Regions from separate parts of the Homo sapiens genome. Here region 1 is linked to region 2. A link is a loop called in an ENCODE intact Hi-C map of the cell type or tissue named here. Cell type or tissue: HepG2. All regions are shown on one strand. Links, peaks and the distances in the headings refer to the core of each region. The heading gives the core; the rest is flanking DNA.

What was found. Hi-C counts contacts between places; a loop is a spot of excess contacts. Peaks named below come from ENCODE experiments on the same cell type or tissue, not always from the same donor. Only the 100,000 strongest peaks of a DNase experiment are listed, where the experiment ranks them.
Region 1: it touches region 2 in a loop (5-fold over the local background); 15 of 110 quality-filtered maps call a loop at or near these places.

Annotation. Positions count from the first base shown.
Region 1 is chr5:155,002,049-155,007,428 of GRCh38, reverse strand. No RefSeq gene overlaps it. Among named protein-coding and RNA genes, the nearest start is that of KIF4B, 9.0 kb to the left of the region's middle. In HepG2, for the core only: a CTCF peak has its summit at 2,884 (motif pointing right); a DNase peak (open chromatin) is centred at 2,898.
Region 2 is chr5:154,647,770-154,653,149 of GRCh38, reverse strand. No RefSeq gene overlaps it. Among named protein-coding and RNA genes, the nearest start is that of MIR1303, 35 kb to the left of the region's middle. RefSeq lists an enhancer at 5,283-5,380. In HepG2, for the core only: a CTCF peak has its summit at 2,774 (motif pointing left); a DNase peak (open chromatin) is centred at 2,779; H3K4me3 peaks cover 438 bases.

The sequences.
Region 1 (5,380 bases), core at 227-5,226, 350 kb before region 2:
TTCTTTTTAAAAATGCCTTTTAGCTCCATTTCATTTCATCTCATTCTAAAATCTACTACATCGTTTGGGGAAATGGGACTCTTTTGATCTGCGATTGCCTGATCATTCATAATTGATAAACTGCCTTGGGAAAAAAAAAAGTCACCATTAGCTGTTCCATTTGATATGCCCCAAGCCTCAATTATGGAAGCCCCACTAGTTGAATGGATCTTGATTCCAATGAGGCAAATCCATAAGTGAAGGGGGCAGGGAAGAACATGGGAAAGAGACAAAGAGAAAGTGACAGACAGAGACCAAGAGTCCAACCAATAGAAACAGATACCCACTTGAGAGCATGTTTGTTTATCTCAGCGACTTGCTCATAGTAAATGTTCAATAAATATCTGTTGAGTGGATGGATAATTGTTAATCTAGAACCAGAAATACCATTTGACCCAGCAATCCCATTAATGAGTATGTACCCAAAGGATTATAAATCATTCTACTGTAAAGACACATGCACATGTATGTTTATTGCAGCAATATCCACGATAGCAAAGACTTGGAACCAACCCAAAGTGCCCATCAATGGTAGACTAGATAAAGAAAATAAGGCACGCTGGCCAGGCACGGTGGCTTACACCTGTGATCCCAGCACTTTGGGAGGCCGAGGTGGGCAGATCACCTGAGGTCGGGAGTTCGAGACCAGCCTGACCGACATGGAGAAATCCCATCTCTACTAAAAACACAAAAAATTAGCCAGGTGTGGTGGCACATGCCTGTAATCCCAGCTACTCAGGAGGCTGAGGAAGGAGAATCACTTGAACCTGGGAGGCAGAGGTTGCAGTGAGCCAAGATCATGCCATTACACCACAGCCTGGGCAACAAGAGCAAAACTCCATCTCAAAATTAAAAAAAAAAAAGAAAAAGAAAAGAAAAGAAAATGTGGCACATATACACCATGGAATACTATGCAGCCGTGAAAAAGGATGAGTTCATGTCCTTTGCAGGGACATGGATGAAGCTGGAAACCACCATTCTCAGAAAACTAACACAGGAACAGAAAACCAAACACTACATGTTCTCACAATGAGAACACATGGACACAGGGAGGGGAACATCATATACCAGGACCTGTCAGAGGGTGGGGGCTAGGGGAGGGATAGCATTAGGGGAAATACCTAATGTAGATGATGGGTTGATAGGTACAGCAAACCACCATGGCACGTGTATACCTATGTAACAAACCTGCACATCCTGCACATGTATCCCAGAACTTAAAGTATAATTTAAAAAAAAAAAAAGAATTTTCATCAGGAAAGGATGTTGAAAAAAAAAAAGAATGCTCTGTTACTGTAATTTATATGTGCCTGGGTGCAATTTCACTATTCAAGATGTATGTGTATAATGTTCAATCACATCAGTTCTGGGGGCAGTGGCATGCTTAAAACATCTGAGCAGATGGCTCTTTTCTGGAATATTCTATTGCAATGTAAAATCTCACGCACACAGACACACACAATGACCTGACCCCAAGATAGTTTTAATAGGCATCCAAGCACCCAAACAGGGGGGTTACTCACACCAAATCATGTGTGTAGAGTCTCAGTAGGCAAGAAAGTTAGAATTCAACCCCCACAAAACACAGCTTTCACATCACTGCAGCTACCTCTACTTAATTCTTATCAATTTGCTTTGAAAAGCCTGAGATGGGCCTTTTTGAGCTCTGAGCTGGGGTGACTGCAGCTCTCCTCAGAAAATTTGATCAGCAAGCTACTTGCAAAATTCAAAGTCCAAATCCCTAATCGCAGGTAACTTGTTTTCAAATAATGATACCACCTGGAAAACATACAGTGCTTCATATTTTCAAAGTGCCTTTACCCACATGGCCACATTTGACCCCCTCCTAACACTGGCAGCCAGGCAGGGCAGGGAAGGAGAAACCATGAGAGGCAAGGTGATATGCCCAAGCCTGCATACGTGGAAAGTGATGCCCCAGCTGTACACCACGGATGAATCAGAAATAAAACCCCAACCCTAGGGTCTTTCTGTGATGGGTGGGAAGCCTTGCATTTGACTGAGCTGCAAATTTTACATGTCATTACCCTACTAGCTTACTTGAATATTCACACTCATTCTCTCCTACCTTGGGGCCTTTTGTCCTCCCTCTGCCTGGAATACTCATCCCTCCTACCTCTCACTCCCCAGAATAGCCACTTCTTTCTCATTCTTCACATCTCAGCTCAAATGCCTCCTCAGAGAGGTCTTTCCTAACCACCCTTTCTAGGAGGTAAGCCCCCACTATCACATACGTTGCTTTATAGTCTGCATTGAACTTAGCACTTTCTGAAATTGTTTTGGGTACTCATCAGTAATAATTTCTTGTTAATCACCTATTTCACCACAAGAACAAGAATGAGGACAGTGATAGTGACAGGAGGCAACCAAATGCCCAGGTAGATAGGGGCAGACCACCAGTGAAACCCCACCTTCCAGCCAAAAAACAGCCTGAAGTCTGAAAGATCAGACTGCTGGTCCCAGATGAAACCCACAAGCCAGAGTGAGAACTTCTGTTCTTGTTTGTCCACCCTTTCCCTATTGAGTCTTTCTGAATAATGCCTCTTAACCAATCAAATGTTGCCTTTTCCAATACCACCTATGGCCCTGCTATTCTGAGGCCATAAAAGCCCCAGACTCAGTCACACTGGTTCCCCGCATTCAGTTAGGGGAACGTCCTGTCTCCACAGAAAGCTGTTTCATCACTCAATAAAACTCCCTGCCTTGCTCACTCTTTGATTGTCAGCATATCCTCATTCTTCTTGGATGCTGGACAAGAGCTTGGGACCCACTGAGAACGGGTACCCAAAAAGGCTATGACACTGGCCTTTTGCGCCTGCCAGCAGAGGGCAGCCATTCCACATGATGGGGCCAGGGGCTGACTGAGCTGCTAACATGCCACCATCCATCAGGCTGTGTATGGCAGAACTAAAAGAGCTAATTAGCACCCTAACACTCCCTCTGGAGCTTCTCTGTCATGGGCACCCTTGCACCTGGTCTGGCCATGGGCCCCACACAGAGCTTGCTCCTGTGTCATGCTCGGAGTGGCCGGCCAGATCCCACACTGGCTCGCTCATATGCTCCCTCCCGGAAGGGGCTGAGTGCGGCAGGCCAAGTAGACAGGGCACCACTGCTGCGAGTCCAGCAAAGGGGCCGAGAGAAAAATCTTCTGTCAACAGGAACCTGGCCCAGCTTGTTCACTATTATATCTCAAGTGCCCAGAACAATGCCTGGTATATAGTAGTTGCCCCCAAATATTTTGAGGGTTACTAAACTATTTTATTAATATTCATTAATGACTTGTAAAGCAAACAGGACAGTGTTAGTATTCCCACTTTACAGATGAGGAAATGGAGTCCCAGAGAGATTAGGTGACTTATTCAAGGGCACACAACTGGAAAGTGACAGAGTTGGGAAAAGAACCCAGGTCTTTGACATCAAGCCCAATGCTATCTCCACTATATAGTTTTTTAATATAAAATTTGGGAAACGAGAAATTATTATTAATCAAGAATTATTTTATATAACATTCATTCACTCAACGAAAAATTTTGAGCATTTACTAAGTCCAAGAAAGTCCATTAAACACTGTGGGAGATAAAAGGATAGAGATAGGATATACTTCCTGCCTTCAAGGAGCTTACCATCTTCTAAGGGAGTTAAAATAAGTGCACAAATATCCATAAAATAAAATAAGAAGTTTTAAGTGCTGTTATGGATTGAATTGCGTCCTCCCATCAAAATTTATATGTCAAAGTCCCAACATGCAGTTCCTCAGACAGTAACCTTATTTGGAGACAGGGTGTTTAAAGAGGTATTCAGGGATACACGAGGTCATATGGGTGGGCCTTAATCCATGCGCCTGTATTTGGTATAGCATTTCAAATAGTAAATTAAAATGAGGCATCTAGGATGGGACCGTAATGCAGTATGACTGGTATCTCTGTAAGAGGAAGAAAGACCAGTTGCAGTGGCTCACGCCTGTAATCCCAGAATTCTGAGAGGCCAAGGCAAGAGGATTACTTGAGACCAGGTGTTCAAGACCAGCAACACCACAGAGAGATTCCCATCTCTCTTTTTTTTTTTTTTTTTTTTTGAGATGGAGTCTCACTCTGTGACCTAGGCTGAAGTACAGTGGCACGATCTCGGCTCACTGCAACCTCTGCCTTCTGGGTTCAAGTGATTCTCCTGCCTCAGCCTCCCGAGTAGCTGGGATTACAGTTGCCCGCCACCATGCCCAGCTAATTTTTGTATTTTTAGTAGAGGTGGGGTTTCACCATGTTGGTCAGGCTGGTCTCGAACTCCTGACCTCAAATGACCCACCCACCTCGGTCTCCCAAAGTGCTGGGATTACAGGCATGAGCCACTGTTCCCGGCCCCATCTCTTTAAAAAAAGAAAAAAAAAAAAGCCAGTCATAGTGGCATGCACCTGTAGCCCCAGCTACTTGGGAAGCTGAGGTGGGAGCATTGCTTGAGCCCAGGAAATTGAGCCTGCAGTGAGTCATGATTGTGTCACTCCAGCCTGGGCCACAGAGTGAGACTCTGTCTCAAAAAAAAAAAAAATAGGCCATGAGAGGACCTGGTAAGCAGGTAGCTGTCTATAAATCAAGGAGAGATGCCTCAGGAAAACTAAGCCTGTCGATGCCTTGATCTTGCACTTCTAGCCTCCAGAACTGTGAAAAAATTAATTTATATTGTTTAAGCAACCCAGTTTATGGTATTTTGTTATGAAAGCCCTGGCAAACTAATACAAGTACCTTAATGAAAATGGAGAAAAAGTCCAGAGGCCAGTAAAAACTTCCAGCTAAGAAAACATCTGGGAAGCATCTTGGAGGAGACAGTATTTGATGTAGGCTTTAGAGGGCAAGTCAGATTTCTACATATGGAGATGGTAGGTGCTGGAAGCCAGCCTGAAAGTGCCTGTCAAGGTCAGTTTAAAGAGCGGGATTTTTCTTCTGTTGGTTTGGGGAAGCTTCGAAGGATTTTGCACAGGAGAGTGGTAAGAGCACAACCAAAACTGAGGAATAATAACCTGGCATCTTGTATAAAATAGGATGGAAAGAGAAGAGGAGGAAAACTTGAAGGAAAGTTGGGCGATTCCATCAGGAACTCAGGCAAGAAGTGCTGAGGACCTGAAATAGAGAATTAAATGTTTGTTTGTTTGTTTGTTTTTGAGATGGAATCTCGCTCTGTTGCCCAGGCTAGAGGGCAGTGGCGCAATCTCGACTCACTGCAACCTCCACCTCCCGGGTTCACACCATTCTCCCGCCTCAGCCGCCTGAGTACTGGGACTACAGGCGTCCGCCACCACGCCTGGCTAATTTTGTTTTTGTATTTTTAGTAG
Region 2 (5,380 bases), core at 279-5,278:
TCCCCATCCACGCTGCCCTACAGGATGAATCATGCACAATTCTCATGTCAGTGAAAGCACAGTAGTAACTTAGGGGGCTTCTAGTCAGATTGTGATGATGGGGCTTGCACAGTAAAACCTTAAAAGTGGCAATGTGTGTGTGCCCCAGGCACAGACAGAGGGGGGTACACTCAGCTGGGATCTCTGCCGGGAAAGGACCTGAGACATTTTCTTCACTCCTCTCTCCCCCTAGAGACTGTCTTGGCCATGCAGACTCTTTTTTTTTTTTTTTTTTTTTTTTTTTCCTGAGATGGAGTAACATTTTGTTACCCAGGCTGGAGTAAAGTGGCCAGATCTCAGCTCACTGCAACCTCCACCTCCTGGGTTCAAGCGATTCTCTTGCCTCAGCCTCCCGAGTAGCTGGGATTGCAGGTGTGTGCCACCATGTCCAGCTAATTTTTGTATTTTTAGTAGAGAGGGGGTTTCAGCATGTTGCCCAGGCTGGTCTTGAACTCCTGACTTCAGGTTATCTACCCGCCTCGGCCTCCCAGAGTGCTGGGATTACAGGCATGAGCCATGGCACCCAGCCTGGCCATGCAAACTCTTTTTTTTTTTTTTTTTTTTTTTGGAGACAGAGTCTCACTCTGTTGCCCAGGCTGGAGTGCGATGGCATGATCTCGGCTCACTTGCAATCTCCACCTCCCGGGCTCAAGTGATTCTCCTGCCTCAGCCTCCTGGGTAACTGGGATTACAGGTACGTGCCACCATGCCTGGCTAATTTTCATATTTTTAGTAGAGACAGGGTTTCACCATGTTGGTCAGGCTAGTCTCAAACTCCTGACCTCGTGATCCTCCTGCCTTGGCCTCCCAAAGTGCTGGGATTATAGGCGTGAGCCACCTCACCTGGACTTTTCTTTTTGAGATGGAGTCTTGTCCTGTCACCCAGGCTGCAGTGCAATGGCACGATCTCAGCTCACTGCAACCTCTCCCTGCTGGGTTCAAGCAATTCTCCTACCTCAGCCTCCTAAGTAGCTGGAACTATAGGCACGTGCCACCATGCCCAGCTAATTTTTTGTATTTTTAGTAGAGATGGGGTTTCACCATGCTGGCCAGGCTGGTCTCGAACTCCTGACCTTGTGATCTGCCTGCCTTGGCCTCCGAGAGTTCTGGGATTACAGGTGTGAGCCACCGTGCCCGGCCCCATGCAAACTCATGACTGATCACCTGCAAGGAAGAGTGAAGCTCATTTTGTTTTAAGGTAGCTTAGTCTATTACTAAATTGTTTACTAAAACTTTTTTCATATTATTAATAAATTAGCAAAAAAAAAAAAATAATAAACATTGATAACCTCCAGGGTTGGCCAAGCCATGAGGAAACAGGCTCTGTCCGGCACCATGGGTGGGATGAAAATGGGCACAACCCACCTGTGAGTGACCAGCATCTTTACCAACCCCAGCTACACACACCCCACAACCCAGGGGTCACACGCCTGGGAGTCTACTGACAGAAACACCATCACAGTGACATCTGTTTGTGGATATTTCTGGAACATTTTTCTTTGTTTTTTGGTAAAAGCAAAAAATTAGAAGTAATTCAGATGACTAGCCACAGAGGGTTTATTACCTAGACATTTTGTGATCCACCCACACTATAGAATACTGTACAGATGCCAAAAAGAATGGATTCCTTGGAAATGTTTCTAAGATTCACTGGCAGGTGAAAGAAGAAAATTAAAGAATAAAATGGGCCAGGCGCGGTGGCTCACGCCTGTAATCCCAGCACTTCGGGAGGCCGAGGCAGGTGGATCACTTGAGGTCAGGAGTTTGAGACCAGCCTGGCCAACATGGTGAAGCCCCGTCTCTACGAAAAAATACAAAAATTAGCTGGGTGTGGTAGCTCGCCTGTAATTCCAGCTACTCGGGAGGCTGAGGCGCGAGAATCGCCGCTTGAACCTGGGAGATGGAGGTTGCAGAGATGGCGCCATTGCACTCCAGCCTGGGCAACAGAGTGAGACTCTGTCTCAAAAAAAAAAAAAAAAAAAAAAAAAAGAATAATATGTATGATCAGAATTCTAAAAACACACACAAACAAAATTACTCCCATTACTCCCCTTTTCTCTAAAAATATCTATACAGCAACTCAGGTATATTGGCATAGAAAACTTTTAGAAGTATTCATACCACACGTTTAACTTAATTCATGTCATTTTCTAGCTGTGTGGCCCTTAGGAAGTCATACCTCTCAGCCCCAGTCTCCGCCTTTGTAAACTGGTAATAGCAAATCTCACATATGGTTGTGACGAGAATATAACTAGTTCTTGTAAATCACTTGGCACATAAATACTTAGTAAAAGAACGCAGGAGGCCGGGTGTGGTGGCTCACGCCTGTAATCCCAGCACTTTGGGAGGCCGAGGCAGGCGGATCACCTGAGGTCGGAGGTTTGAGTTCAAGACCAACCTGGCCAACATGGAGGAACACTGTCTCCACTAAAACTACAAAAAAAAAAAAAAAAAAAAAAATTAGCCGGGCTTGGTGGCGCATGCCTGTAATCCCAGCTTTTCGGGAGGCTGAGGCAGGAGAATCGCTTGAACCCGGGGGGCGTTAAGTTGTGGTGAGACGAGATGGCGCCATTGCACTCCAGCCTGGGCAACAAGAGTGAAATTTCGTCTCAAAAATAAAAAGTAAAAATAAAAAATAATGCAGGAATACAATTTCATCTAAATAAGCAAATTAATTTTTAGGAATACATTTTCAGCTAAGCGCAAAGGCTGGCTCGTCTGCCTGTCTTTGCTGCCACCTAGTGGTAACAGGTAGGAAAGCGCATATTGGAAGGCTTGCTTTTTTTTCTTTATTTATGACACAATTTATTCAAGGCCTACAATGTATCCGGCACACACCACGCCTGTACCTTCTCAGTTTTCTTATCTGAAGAATGGGGGTAATAAATGAACTGACCCCATAAGTTTGTGAGGATAAAATGCAATAATGCATGTAAAGCATTTAACATTGGCTGTAACACAAAAGAATGCTCTAGAAATGGTAATTATTGGTGTTTACACATGCATAATTTAATTTAGGAAATCAGTATTATACCCATTTTTCTGTGTGAGAAATTTGAGGCTCAGAGAAATCAAAGTAACTTGCCTAAGGCTACTGAGCTAACTAGAGGAGGGTCTGAGATTAGAATCTAGGTCTGGGCAACACAGCCAGAGAAAAAGAAAAAAGAAAAAAATACAAAAAAGAAAAAAATAGCCGTGTGTGGTGGTGCACATCTGTAGTCCCAGCTACTTGGGAGGCTGAGGTGGGAGGACCGCTCGAGCCCAGGAGGTTGAGGCTGCTCTAAGCCGAGATTTTGTCACTGCACTTCAACCTAGGCGCAGAGCAAGATCTCATCTCAAAACAAACAAACAAAAAGGAATCTAGGTCTGTCCTGGGGCTGCCTCATCACCCTTAAGATACCATCTCACATGACCTCCTGAAAAGGAGTTGGTTTTTGGATTCCACAGACCAAGAGCATTTAAAAATACCCAGATGTATTGGTTATCTATTGCTGCATAATGAATTACCCTAAAACCCAGTGGGCACAGATTCACTGGCTCCTCCACTGCAGGTATCTCACAGGTGCTATTCAGGGTGTTGGCCACACAGGGTGGGGTCAGGGCACACTTGTTACATGTGAGTGCCTCCTGAAATTTTACATGCTGCGCCTTAAGGTTCCTTAAGTAGCCTTAAGGTTCAACTGGGGAACCACCTGCTTCCAGCTTACCTGGCTGTTGGCAGGACTCAGTTCCTCCAGGGCTGTTGGATTGAGGCCCTCAGTACCCCTAGCTGTTGGTCAGAGACCACCAGCTCCTTACTACATCATTGGCTGACCTTTTTTTTTTTTTTTTTTGAGACGGAGTTTTGCTCTGTTGCCCAGGCTGGAGTGCAATGGCTCGATCTCAGCTCACTGCAACCTCTGCCACCTGGGTTCAAGCGATTCTCCTGCCTCAGCCTCCCGAATAGCTGGGATTACAGGTGCCAGGCACCATGCCCGGGTAATTTTTGTATTTTCAGTAGAGATGGGGTTTCACTATGTTGGCCAGGCTGGTCTCGAACCCCTGACCTCATGATCCGCCCGCTTCGGCCTCCCAAAGTGCTGAGATTACAGGCGTGGGCCACCGCGCCCAGCCTGGCTGCTTTTTCAGTGTGGCAGTTTGTTTCATCAAAGTGTGCAAGCCAAGAAGAGCAAAAGTCAGCTGGCAAGATGGAAGTCACAGTCATTGCTAATCTAATCACAGAAGTCATTATTGCGACATTCTGTTTCTTAGAAGCAAGTCACCAGCCCCAGCCACTCTGGAGGGGAGGGGATCATACAAAGGCTTGAATATCAGGAGGAGGGGACTGCGGAAGGCCATTCTAGAGCCTTCCTGTCACACTGGAGTTGCCTGTCAACTTTTAATTTTGCTAAATAACATTTATTTACTTATCTATTTATTTTTTTTTTTTGAAACAGAGTCAAACTCCGTAACCCAGCCTTGAGTGCAGTGGTGCGATCTCATCTCGGCTCACTGCAACCTCTGTCTCCCGGGTTCAAGCAATTCTCCTGCCTCGGGTTCCCGAGTAGCTGGGGCTACAGGTGAGCACCGGCCCGCCCGCCTAATTTTTGTATTTTTTAATAGAGACGGGGTTTCACTATGTTGGCCAGTCTGGTCTCCTGGCCGCAGGTGATCCGCCCGCCTCCCAAAGTGCTAGGATTACCTGGGGCGTGAGCCACTGAGCCAGGCTGATCCACTGCACCCGGTAACCCAAGAACATTTAGAAAATCAACTCCCGGCCAGGCACAGTGGCCCAGGGCTGTAATCCCAGCACTTTGGGAGGCTGAGGCTGGGGGATTGCTTGAGCCCAGGAGTTCGAGACCAGTCTGGGCAATATAGAGAAACCTCGTCTCAATTCAAAATAAATAAATAAGAAAAAAGAAAACTCCCAGCCCTGGTTACCATCATTTCATAAAAGAAATGGACATTTTAACAACTAGATACAAACAGGAAATTTCAGAATAAAGGCTAGTCCCTTGTGGTTGAGTAAATACAGCTCTATTAGAAGCTTCCACATTGCTCTGAGATTTCTCACCGAGCAGCATTCTGGTGCCTAGACTAGCCCTGGGAACCTCCAGGGGCCTGCACACCCGCCAGGGGAAAGAGAGAGGAGGACATGGGTAGGGCCTGCCTGAGACCACACTGTGCCCAGCACTTCAAAAAAAAAAAACGGCTGGCTGAATGAATAGTAAATGTACAACCTCATGTGGAAGTGTCTCACTTATCTTCAGCTTCTAGAGGAGGAAACCGGGCCCCGTAAGGCTAAATGGCGGGTCTCAAAGTTTTAGGGATGGAAAGGGGATTAATATTTGCAGGGTGCTTT